3 separate regions of the Homo sapiens genome follow, and all the other regions are linked to region 1. The links are chromatin contacts, found by Hi-C or POLR2A ChIA-PET in ENCODE. All regions are on one chromosome and are shown on one strand. Each heading gives the region's core, a stretch centred on a gene start or an enhancer-like site at or near the end of the contact. The rest is flanking DNA. Distances are from core to core; before and after follow the strand shown.

The links. A loop is a pair of places that touch in the nucleus more often than their neighbours do. ChIA-PET counts read pairs that join two places held with the same protein, here RNA polymerase II (POLR2A). Pooled maps may share reads with other maps.
Region 2: a loop to region 1 is called in a map of K562, with 4 times the contacts of the local background. The contact joins two enhancer-like sites. A Hi-C loop is called at or near these places in 1 of 168 maps with a recorded cell type or tissue (K562) and 3 of 50 pooled maps. POLR2A ChIA-PET finds 5 or more read pairs at or near these places in 1 of 52 experiments (WTC11).
Region 3: a loop to region 1 is called in a map of CD4-positive, alpha-beta T cell, with 2.0 times the contacts of the local background. The contact joins the promoter of FRS2 here to the enhancer-like site in region 1. A Hi-C loop is called at or near these places in 4 of 168 maps with a recorded cell type or tissue (CD4-positive, alpha-beta T cell, CD8-positive, alpha-beta T cell and naive thymus-derived CD4-positive, alpha-beta T cell), 4 of 37 single-sample maps with no recorded cell type and 14 of 50 pooled maps.

Annotation. Positions count from the first base shown.
Region 1 is chr12:69,149,642-69,152,899 of GRCh38, reverse strand. No RefSeq gene overlaps it. Among named protein-coding and RNA genes, the nearest start is that of CPSF6, 88 kb to the left of the region's middle. Within about 2 kb of position 1,584, at least 3 of the 41 ENCODE cell types and tissues checked have a DNase peak (open chromatin) inside an H3K27ac peak, as active enhancers do.
Region 2 is chr12:69,414,601-69,417,850 of GRCh38, reverse strand. It overlaps a transcript of YEATS4 not described here. Among named protein-coding and RNA genes, the nearest start is that of LINC02373, 31 kb to the left of the region's middle. RefSeq lists silencers at 1,568-1,862, 1,788-2,082. Within about 2 kb of position 1,995, at least 4 of the 41 ENCODE cell types and tissues checked have a DNase peak (open chromatin) inside an H3K27ac peak, as active enhancers do.
Region 3 is chr12:69,468,372-69,471,685 of GRCh38, reverse strand. FRS2 (fibroblast growth factor receptor substrate 2) reads right to left here and starts at 1,298. Exons shown (of 9, transcript NM_001278356.2): 1 at 1,156-1,298. RefSeq lists enhancers at 905-954, 1,126-1,627.

The DNA of each region.
Region 1 (3,258 bases), core at 335-2,834:
TGATCTGCCCACCTCAGCCTCCCAAAGTGCTGGGATTACAGGCTTGAGCCACCACGCCCAGCTCAATCATTCTTTAGTTTGAGAATTTTGCTCCATTATTATATAAATAATGAACATGATTAATGAAGAATATGGAACATTTTGGGCATTGTAGAGGAATGTTAGGAAAAATTATACCGAGAGTTTTGACTCATTTAAATTCTACGTTAATTTAACACTTCTACCCACAGGTTTCTGCACACTTGTGCATGCTCTAATTATTTTCCATAAATGTATTCTGTAGTGTGGGACAGTCTCTGACAGAGTTTCTCCTATATTTGTCTCCTCTGGCTTGTATGTCGACACTTCCCACTTCAATTCTATGCCCCAGCAATTGATGTCATTTAAATAAGTGCCATTTAGTATCTCAAATATTCCATGTTTTTTCTCACTTCTGATACTTCTTATTATGCCTGAAATAGTGCCGTCACTCCTTTCCACCTCTAACCGTTAGTTGGGTAATTTCTACCAATCATCCACATTTCCATCCAGTGGTGTGGAAAGATTTTTAAACCTCATGTCCGGAGCAGGGGGCGGACTTTATGTGCTCTCATAGCCAGAGCTTCCCAGAGTGTGTCCACCAATGACTGCATTAAAACATCACTGGAAACCCAACTGCTTACATAACTGGATATGAAAATCTGCTCCAGGTCTACCAAAGCAAATAACACTCTTTTTTTGGAGATAACGGTGTCATTCTGTCACCCAGGCTGGAGGGCAGTGGCACCATCATAGCTCACTGCAACTTCAAACTCCTGGGCTTAAATAATCCTCCCACCTCAGCCTCCCAAGTAGCTGGGAACACAGGCACACACCACCATGCCCAGCTAATGTTTATGACTTGATTTGTAAAATTTTAAATTTTAAATAGAGATAAATTCTCCCTGTGTTGCCCAGGCTGGTCTTGAACTCTTGGCCTCAAGTGATCCTCCTCACTTGGCCTCCCAAAGTGCTTGGGATTATAGTGGTGAGCCACTGTGTCCAGCCTTGTAGTGTTTTATTTTTTAAGTGTTGTAATGGATGTACCAGTGTTTAATATATCAGTCTTTAAAAAAATAGTTTAAACATCTGTTTTTCCTCACCCCTCACTGAGTACATTGAAAATAGTACAAGTTAAAGCACATGTCTTGTTCTCATCATGTCCATGGCATTCTATACTTCCCCTCCCTTGGCGTTGACCACAATGGGCTATATCTTAATTGCTTGTGTTCTTGTCTGTTTCTCCCAGTGGACTGTGAACTCTTAAGGGCAGGGACTGTTTATTCTTCACTGTTGTATCCCTAGCCTCAAGCCTGATGCTAACACAGAATTTGTGTTCAATAAAAATTTATTGAATGGGCGGGTGGATGGAGGAATATAGGGTAGCCTGATGTCCTCAAAGCAGCCAGCTAACCAGTGCCTACATTCCAACCCGTAAGTTTCCACCACTGACTTACCCTCTTCAACCCGTTTCCTCTTAAAAAAAAAAAAAGTCTCAACGGGCTATTTAAGTGATATGTCCCACAGGGAACACACTCAAATGGCAAAGTCTCACCCGCAGCTGTAATTCCCTAAGTAAACAGCTCTCCTGGGAGGTTCGTAGTCTCAGGTAACTCTGCTGAGTGACTTTGGAGAGCAAGGTAGAAATATTCCCATTTATTCATTATCTACCATGTGCCTAGAACTATCCCAGGCACTTTTATATGTAATACTCTCATTTAATTCTCACAACAATCCTCTAAGGTAGGTATTACTCTCCCCATTTATGCAGATGAGAGAGACTCAGAGAAAGGATAGACCTTGATCAAGCTGCATGCAGAGGAGGAGGCCAGGCTCGGGTCTGTCCAACCCCACAGCCCAGGAACGTTCCTTCTACCATGTGTTCCATGCCAGTGCACAATGCTGTTAGAGATGTAGAATGTTTTGACCTGAAAGGACTCTCACAGGTTGTCCCATGCAATCTACTTCTTGTGATTGAAATAATTTTCCTTAAAAAAAGAAAAGAACTTTGGACTATGTCTCTTGCCAAATAGAATTCTGCAAATTGTGATTTTGCCAAGAGAAACAAAGAACATTCAATTATCCTTAAAGTCTGTCATTGATTGAGTAACTCTTAAAATTAGCCAGGAACATTTTTGGATGTACTGGATAAGTGGGGCATGCCCTGCCATTTTACGTACCTGCAACATGAATTCTGGCTTGGTTTCCTATGGCACAGGGATTACTTTCGTTCATCTCCAAGTGTGGCTCACCAGCCTGCTTTACCACCATGTCTGCTGCCAGGTCAACTCATTTACTTATTAATTGACATTTATTGCACACTTGTTATTTGCCAAGGCCAGGGCTGGGGATTTAATGTGAATTATCTCAGTTAATCCTAACCGTGACTCTATGAAGAAAGTAATATAATTAATTTTATTTTGTCTTTGGGAAAAAAGTAACTTGCTCACAGAGACCATAATTGGTGGACCTGGATTGGGATTCCAGATCAGTGTGAATCCAGAATGAGTGTCTTCACCATGACTTTATGAACCTGCCCCACAGGCAACATTGCAGTCACATGCTGTGACACAGACGCATTGCACACTGGGCAGTTCAAATTATTAGCATTTCCTGGCAGTTTGAATTGCAAGTGACAGGTTGACTTATTGTTGTTGTTTCAGTAAAAGAGCTATACTTTTGTTGCTGTTGTTGAGACAGAGTTTTGCTCTGTCAGCCAGGCTGGAGTGCAGTGGTGTGATCTCAGCTCACTGCAGCCTCAACCTCCTGGGATCAAACAATCCTCCCACCTCAGCCTCCCTAGTAGCTAGGACTACAGGTGTGTACCATCACACCCAGTTAATTTTTTTTTATGTTTTGTAGAGACAAGGTCTCACTATATTGCCTAGGCTGGTCTTGAACTCCTGAGCTCAAGCAATCATCCTGCCTTGGCCTCCCAAAGTGCTGGGATCACAGGTGTGAGCCACTGGGCCCAGTTAGAGTTACACTTTCTGGAACTATCAGGCACTGTTCCAGAATCACAAATCCCTTTCATAAGTAGAAGGGATTTCCTTTGTCTGGATTTTGAAAGAGAATTTCCTTAGAAAGACCTGCTTTGTTGAGAAAATGCAGACAATTATTACTGTTTTCAGCAAGGGGCCTCGGAAAAAGTGAACGCAAATCCTTTAAAGTTAGTGGCTGTTACGAGACAACTCTATAATGTAAAAAGAATGGACAAGACTGAAGCCATTTTGGGATAGT
Region 2 (3,250 bases), core at 746-3,245, 260 kb before region 1:
TGTAAGAATATTAAGCCAAGCATTTCTGGGGAGACACGCAACAAAAATGCCAGCGTTAAACGAAGTGCTGCTGATTTCCAAAGGGACCATTTCTGCAGTAACAAGCGGCTGCTGTTGTTTTCACAGAAACACCAACAAATAGTCACAGAAACACAGTACGTGGGTAGTGATCATTAAATTAAGTATTTCCTCATTTTAAAGCTAGTTCTAAAACAACACAGAATTACTAGTGAACACAAATAATTAGACTTCTGTAACCGATTTCTGTAGAGTCACAGGATTTTTAGCCTCCTACCAAGGCAGCCTTATGTTCAGGCATCGGTCATACGTTCTCATCTGCTCAGAAGCCTCAAAGTAATCACCCAAGATCTTGATAATTTAAGACCTGACTAGCCAGGTGTGGTGGCTCACATGTGTAATCCCAGCACTTCAGGAGGCTGAGGCGGGAGGATTACTTGAGCTCAGGAGTTGAAGACCAGCCTGGGCCACATAGTGAGATGCTCTCTCAACAAAACATCAAAAAATTAGCCAGGTGTGATGGCATATGCACCTGTAGTCCAAGCAACGTGGGAGGCTGAGGCAGGAGGATCACTTGAACCCAGGAAGTTGAGGCTGCAGTGAGCCATGATCATACCACTGCACTCCAGCCTGGGCAACAGAGTGAGATTCTGTCTCAAAAAAAAAAAAAAAAAAAAATTTTTAAAAAATGTTTAAGCCATGACCAACTTGAGTATTTTATTTTATTTTATTTTTATTTACTTATTTATTTTTAAATTTGGGACAGAGTTTTGCTCTTGTTGCCCAGGCTGGAGTGCAGTGGTGTGATCTTGGCTCACTGCAACCTCCGCCTCCTGGGTTCAAGTGATTCTTCTACCTCAGCCTCCCGAATAGCTGGGATTACAGGCACCCACCACCATGCCCGGCTAATTTTTGTATTTTTAGTAGAGATGGGGTTTCACCATGTTGGCCAGGCTGGTCTCGAACTCCAGACCTCACCTTATCCACCCACCTCGGCCTCCCGAAGTGCTGGGATTACAAGCATGAGCCACCGCCACCGGCTGACCAACTTAAGTATTGACTGTTCATCTCTCACCATAAAATTCTTATTGTTAAAATTAAGCACTGGGCATTGATTGTTACACATTGATCTGAGCGAAGTAGCCTGTCATAGATGCCTTGTCTTCCCAAACCCCGACCCTGTGAAGCAAGTCTAGGTTACCTACTGGCGTGGGAGGGCTGCAGGCAGATGGGCAGGAATGTGACCCAGGTGCTTCTTGGGCTGCCCTTTGAACCACATCCATGGAACTCTTTGCCTACTGGTGATAAGTGACTCTGCACACTGATAAGCACCATTTAGAAACACCATTCTGATAACCATCACTAGGCCACTGTGAGTGTTGTTGAGTTCTGGAATTTTCCTTGGGGCCGATTGTTTTGCAATATGTCTCTCAGGCAAATCCCAGTTCCGTATGTAGTTGCAGGACTGTAAATTGCATAGAATTTGGGAGAATTTCTTTTTCTTTTCCTTCTTTTTGTTGCTAGATAACAAATTAAACACATCAGAGGATTGAAAAGCCTCTAAGTTGTTTGTTGTTTTATGGGGAGGAGAACAATGGATTCACCAGGCTGAATTCTTAGTGCCTGTTTGCTCTTTGAAGCAGTTTGCAGGTGAGCGATGGTGGCAGCGGCACACACAGGGAACTGAAGTTGGAATGCACAGCAGTTCCCACTCTTCCTCCACTGAGGTAGGACCGCGGGCCTGGGAGATGCCAGGCCTGAAGGATCCAGCTGCCTCTGGCTTCCAAGGCTGGTGTAATGGCTCAGTTCTCACAGAAGTGCTGACAGAATATGACAAATAGAAAACAGATGTGAACTGACCTTCCAAAAATGTATTGCAAGGCTTCTTAATCTTCACAGGAATTCTTCAGAGTGAGAGATGCCACCTTCAGGCAGCAATGCTCATGGCATCTTAAAGGGTTGATGTTTCTGCCTGTGATCCCCTCGCTAGTCGGCCACAACTGTTCTTCTTGCCCACTGCCCTCTCAGACATCTTTTTCTCGGCATCCATGTGTGAAATGGATGGATCCCCGACTGGCCAGGGGATCACAGGCAGTGAATCCTCTCCCTCACCTGTCCCCATACACAGTCTTGGCTTTTGTAGTTATAGCCACCTTTTCCTACACATTGAGGCTGTTCCTCTCCCATCTTTGCCATTGGATCTCTACTTGCTTTGAAATTGTTACTGTCACTGGGTCCATTGCTTGCTCCAAATACCTGTTTGTTTGTTTTTAAGACATGATCTCCCTTTGTTGCCCAGGCTGGAGTGCAGTGGCATGATCTCAGCTCAGTGCAGCCTCTGCCTCCTGGGTTCAAGAGATTCTCTCACCTCAGCCTCCTACAAGTGCCCACCACCATACTCGGCTAATTTTTGTATTTTTAGTACAGATGGGGTTTCACCATGTTGGCCAGGCTGGTCTCGAACTCCTGATCTCAGGTGATCTGCCCGCCTCGGCCTCCCAAAGTGTTGGGATTACATGCGTGAGCCTCCACACTTGGCCCCAAATACCTTTTTGACACTAAATGTTGGTTTGGAGCTACTGAGTACACTGGACTTTTGCCCACTGAACAACTTAAGTTAGATCTACTAAGTAGAGGGGTGCAAAGGACAACAGGGGAATCAACATCCCCTGTTTCTTTCTCTCTTACTGCCTTCCTGGTCCCTGGCTTCTAGGTCAAAGTGCTGCTCCTTATGTAGGCAAGTGTGCGCTCAGCATGCATGATTCTGTGGCTTTTTGAATTGCTTAGTGTACGTTCTTTGTGAACATCTGCATGCATCCTGCAGGAATTTAGGTAGCATTTCTCAGATTTTTGTCCCCCAGTCTCTATAATACATTGATGGAGACTTTCTTTCTTGCCAAATTATTGATATCCCAAAAAGAACTGATGGCAACATTTCCGCTGAGAAAGAAAGCCACGTAAGTACAACACAGTGCGAATTCATTCCCAGTGCCACTGATGAGCAATCAACGACATCACCCCAGTTAATCTCAAATCCATCTGGCTTCAAAGTCTAGGCACTTTTCAGCGGGCCAAGCCAGGTCTCACTTTGGAAGTCAAGGGGATTCTGTGCTTAAGAAGTCAGTGCATTGTCCTACCTCCAGACGTTATATGCCAAGAAAGTTCATCTTATTTTGAAGCAAACTCAATAAAATGTTCTGGACAGAAATGGACAGAGTTTGTGGAATCTGAA
Region 3 (3,314 bases), core at 49-2,548, 320 kb before region 1:
TATTGTGGAAAACCCATATTTCCTACAAACCTTTCAGCAGTAAAGTTTACTACCTAAAATCTGTTCACTAAACCTACCTACATCACTTTCTCCCCTAGGAAATCCTCAGTTTATCCGAAGTAAACACTTCATGGAATAAGTTTAAACAAAACATCTCTGCCCACCTGTGTGAAACTCTGCATTGCAGCAACAATTTTAACAGTGTAAGGAATCTCTCAAGAAAATCCAAGAACAATTTTTCCTTAAGAAAAATGACAGTTCCAAATATGAAGGTAAACAAACTTTGGGAGAAAGGATATAACTGTCCAACTCTTTAAAATCAATTCGTACAGCCTCTGAATGAACTCATCATACAACTGTGACATCAGATAGCCAAAAGAATTAAGAGTGTAGATTAGAGAAAAGCATCTTTTTTTTTTTAGTATGTCTGCAAAAAAAGGCGGGGGAGGGGGTGTCTAAACTACTGATTTTCCTTAAGCAAGTTTTTTCTTTAAGTTTACTTCAACAACAGCTTCAGCAAGCTTTCAAGTGAGTAAAGATGATACAGAGCATGCTGGTGCCACAGCGACCTACGTATCCAGGACCGGTTCCGAGCCCAGTCCAAATCGATCCCGGACAACCCTGAAGCAAATCTGGATGAAAAGCCCTGCAAAAGATCCCTGGCATGTACAGGCAGCGCCCCACCCTGGAGGGAAAAGACGACACCCCTGGGACCCGGGTTAATTACTGACCCCAGGACAGACCCAGAGGAGGCGAAAAGTCGGGAACTGGAGCCCAAGATTGAGTCTGGTGTCCAGCTACTACCCCAGGCCGGACACAGAATACCAAACTAGGGAGCGGCGAGGTTTGGGGCAGCACACATGAGGGGGGTCGGACGGACGAACAGAGGCCCAGCCCATCCCCACTCTCGAGTCCCAACAGCAACAACAGCTCTGGGAACCCCCTCCCTGGCTCCGCCCCGCCCACCCCATGGACCCACAGCCAGCTCTTCCCGTCCCGCTGGCCCGGAGAAGTCCGCGGCGGTCGACAATCCCCTTCCCCGGACGCCGGCAGCCGAGCCCTCAGCCCGGATCCCGAAGCGGGCAGCGGGGGCACGAGAACGCCAGCTCCGACGCGGGCCCGCGGCCGTCCCAGTCCGTTTCCCTAGCCACTCACCGTCCGCCCAGGTGCTGAGAGGGAGCAGGGCGCGGGTCGGCGGGCGCGAACCCCCAGACTCCGACCCGCGCTGGAGCCCCTACTTGGAGCAGATCGAGTCTCAGCCGCTGTGCCTACAAGGCCTCTCTCCGGCCCGAATCTTGGAAAAGCACTTCCGGGGGAGCGGGGGAGGGAAGGGTTTTGGCACCGGAACTGCTCTCAGCCCGGAGCTGCCAGGGCCTCCAGGGCGGGGCGGGGCCTCTCTCGCCGGGCGCCCACAGATCAGCCTCTGGGCTCCTAACTAACCCTTTCCGCCCCGCGCCTCCTCGATTCCCCGGCTACTGCTGCACCCTTTGCTTTAACTGCTGTTTGAGTTGTTTTACTCCAGCCAGCTAATTTTACAAATAAGGAAACCGAGGCTCGGAGAATTAGGTGCAAGAATCCAGTGCCTACACCCGGCCTCCCGACTCCCTTCAGTGTACTCTACGCTCCAATCTGCCTCCTTTAAAAAATAATGATAATAGTTAACATTTATTGAACGCTTACTACGTGGTAGGCACTGTATTAAGTCCCTTCGGGTGCATTAACTTATTTAATCATCCCCAAACTCCTTGGGGTTGGTGCTATTATCTACGTCTTGCAGGGGAGAAAAACGGTCAAAGATACCAAACCCAATCTCACAAATGTTGGTTGATTTTAATTCACGTGTGTATAAATCTCATCTACCTATACCAAGATTTTGAAATTATTTAAAAACAGGGCTCAAACTATATTCCTATATTCTGTCATCACTGGTGACTTCAACAGAGGCGAGAGCTGGGGTTGGGGGGTTGGGGGGGTTGGGGTGGGGATCTGGAATCTTTTTGCTTGTCTCCTTTTATTTACTTTTATTTTTTCACCCTGGCAAGTTATAAAATCATCTCTGCATTGTAGGAATCCAAAATGATAATGCATGATAAACATTTCAGAATGTCTGGCATTGGATAAAAGTTAACGATTCTTATACCTCATCAGCAATAGGCAATAGAAAAGATTAGTTAAGGAAATAAGAAAGAGTAGGGGTTGGCCGGGCGCGGTGGCTCACGCCTGTAATCCCAGCACTTTGGGAGGCCGAGGCGGGTGGATCATGAGGTCAGGAGATCGAGACCATCCTGGCTAACAAGGTGAAACCCCGTCTCTACTAAAAATACAAAAAATTAGCCGGGCGCGGTGGCGGGCGCCTGTAGTCCCAGCTACTCGGGAGGCTGAGGCAGGAGAATGGCGTGAACCCGGGAAGCGGAGCTTGCAGTGAGCCGAGATTGCGCCACTGCAGTCCGCAGTCCGGCCTGGGCGACAGAGCGAGACTCCGTCTCAAAAAAAAAAAAAAAAAAAAAAAGAAAGAGTAGGGGTTTTTACAACTGGAAAAATACAGGTGCTTGTGAAGCTCCATGCAGTGATAATATGAGGACCCACAGAGTTACATACCAGACAGGGAAAAGGGATGGAAAGGAGGAGGGCGTGGGATTCCTCAGCCACAAAATCAGAAAGGCACCAGATATCTGAGGCAGATTCTGTATCTGGGATGCAGGGAAAGAAAAAAAAGCCTCTTAGCAATGCATACTATCTGCAAAACAAATGTACTAACATCTCTTGAAACTGGGGGGGGGGGGGGTGGCGGGGAAGATTTTTAAATGTTTCTACTATGAAAGGCAGGGGAAAGGAAAAAAGTTGAAAACCCATTATTACAAATTTAAGATGCAAACAATGCCACTGCTCTTGGCTTTATTTACAGGGCTTTCTTACTTTATTTTTGTGATCGCAGAAGTGTTGGCAAATACTTCCGTAATACTCAAATTCAAGCAGCCTTTTGTGCCTCAGAGTGTGAAGAAGTAAAAAACAGCGTGGGTTGGCAGGACTCACCGACATCTCTTTTTACTCAAGGCCTAAAGGGATAGTGAGAGGAATCCTGAATCACAGATATTATCAGGCTCTGTGTGGGATGCAGAGGTGCTAGAGGTTAGTCATTTAATCTGGTCATCTAACTGGTAAATGGAGCCGCCTGGGTTTGAATTTGCAGACCATATTCTCAGATGCTTTTCACCACTATCCCAGTGGTTCTCAAATTTGAGAGTGCATCAGAACCACCTAAAGGGCTTGTTAAAACAGATTGCTGGGCCCCACCCCTAGAAGTCCCTGGACTA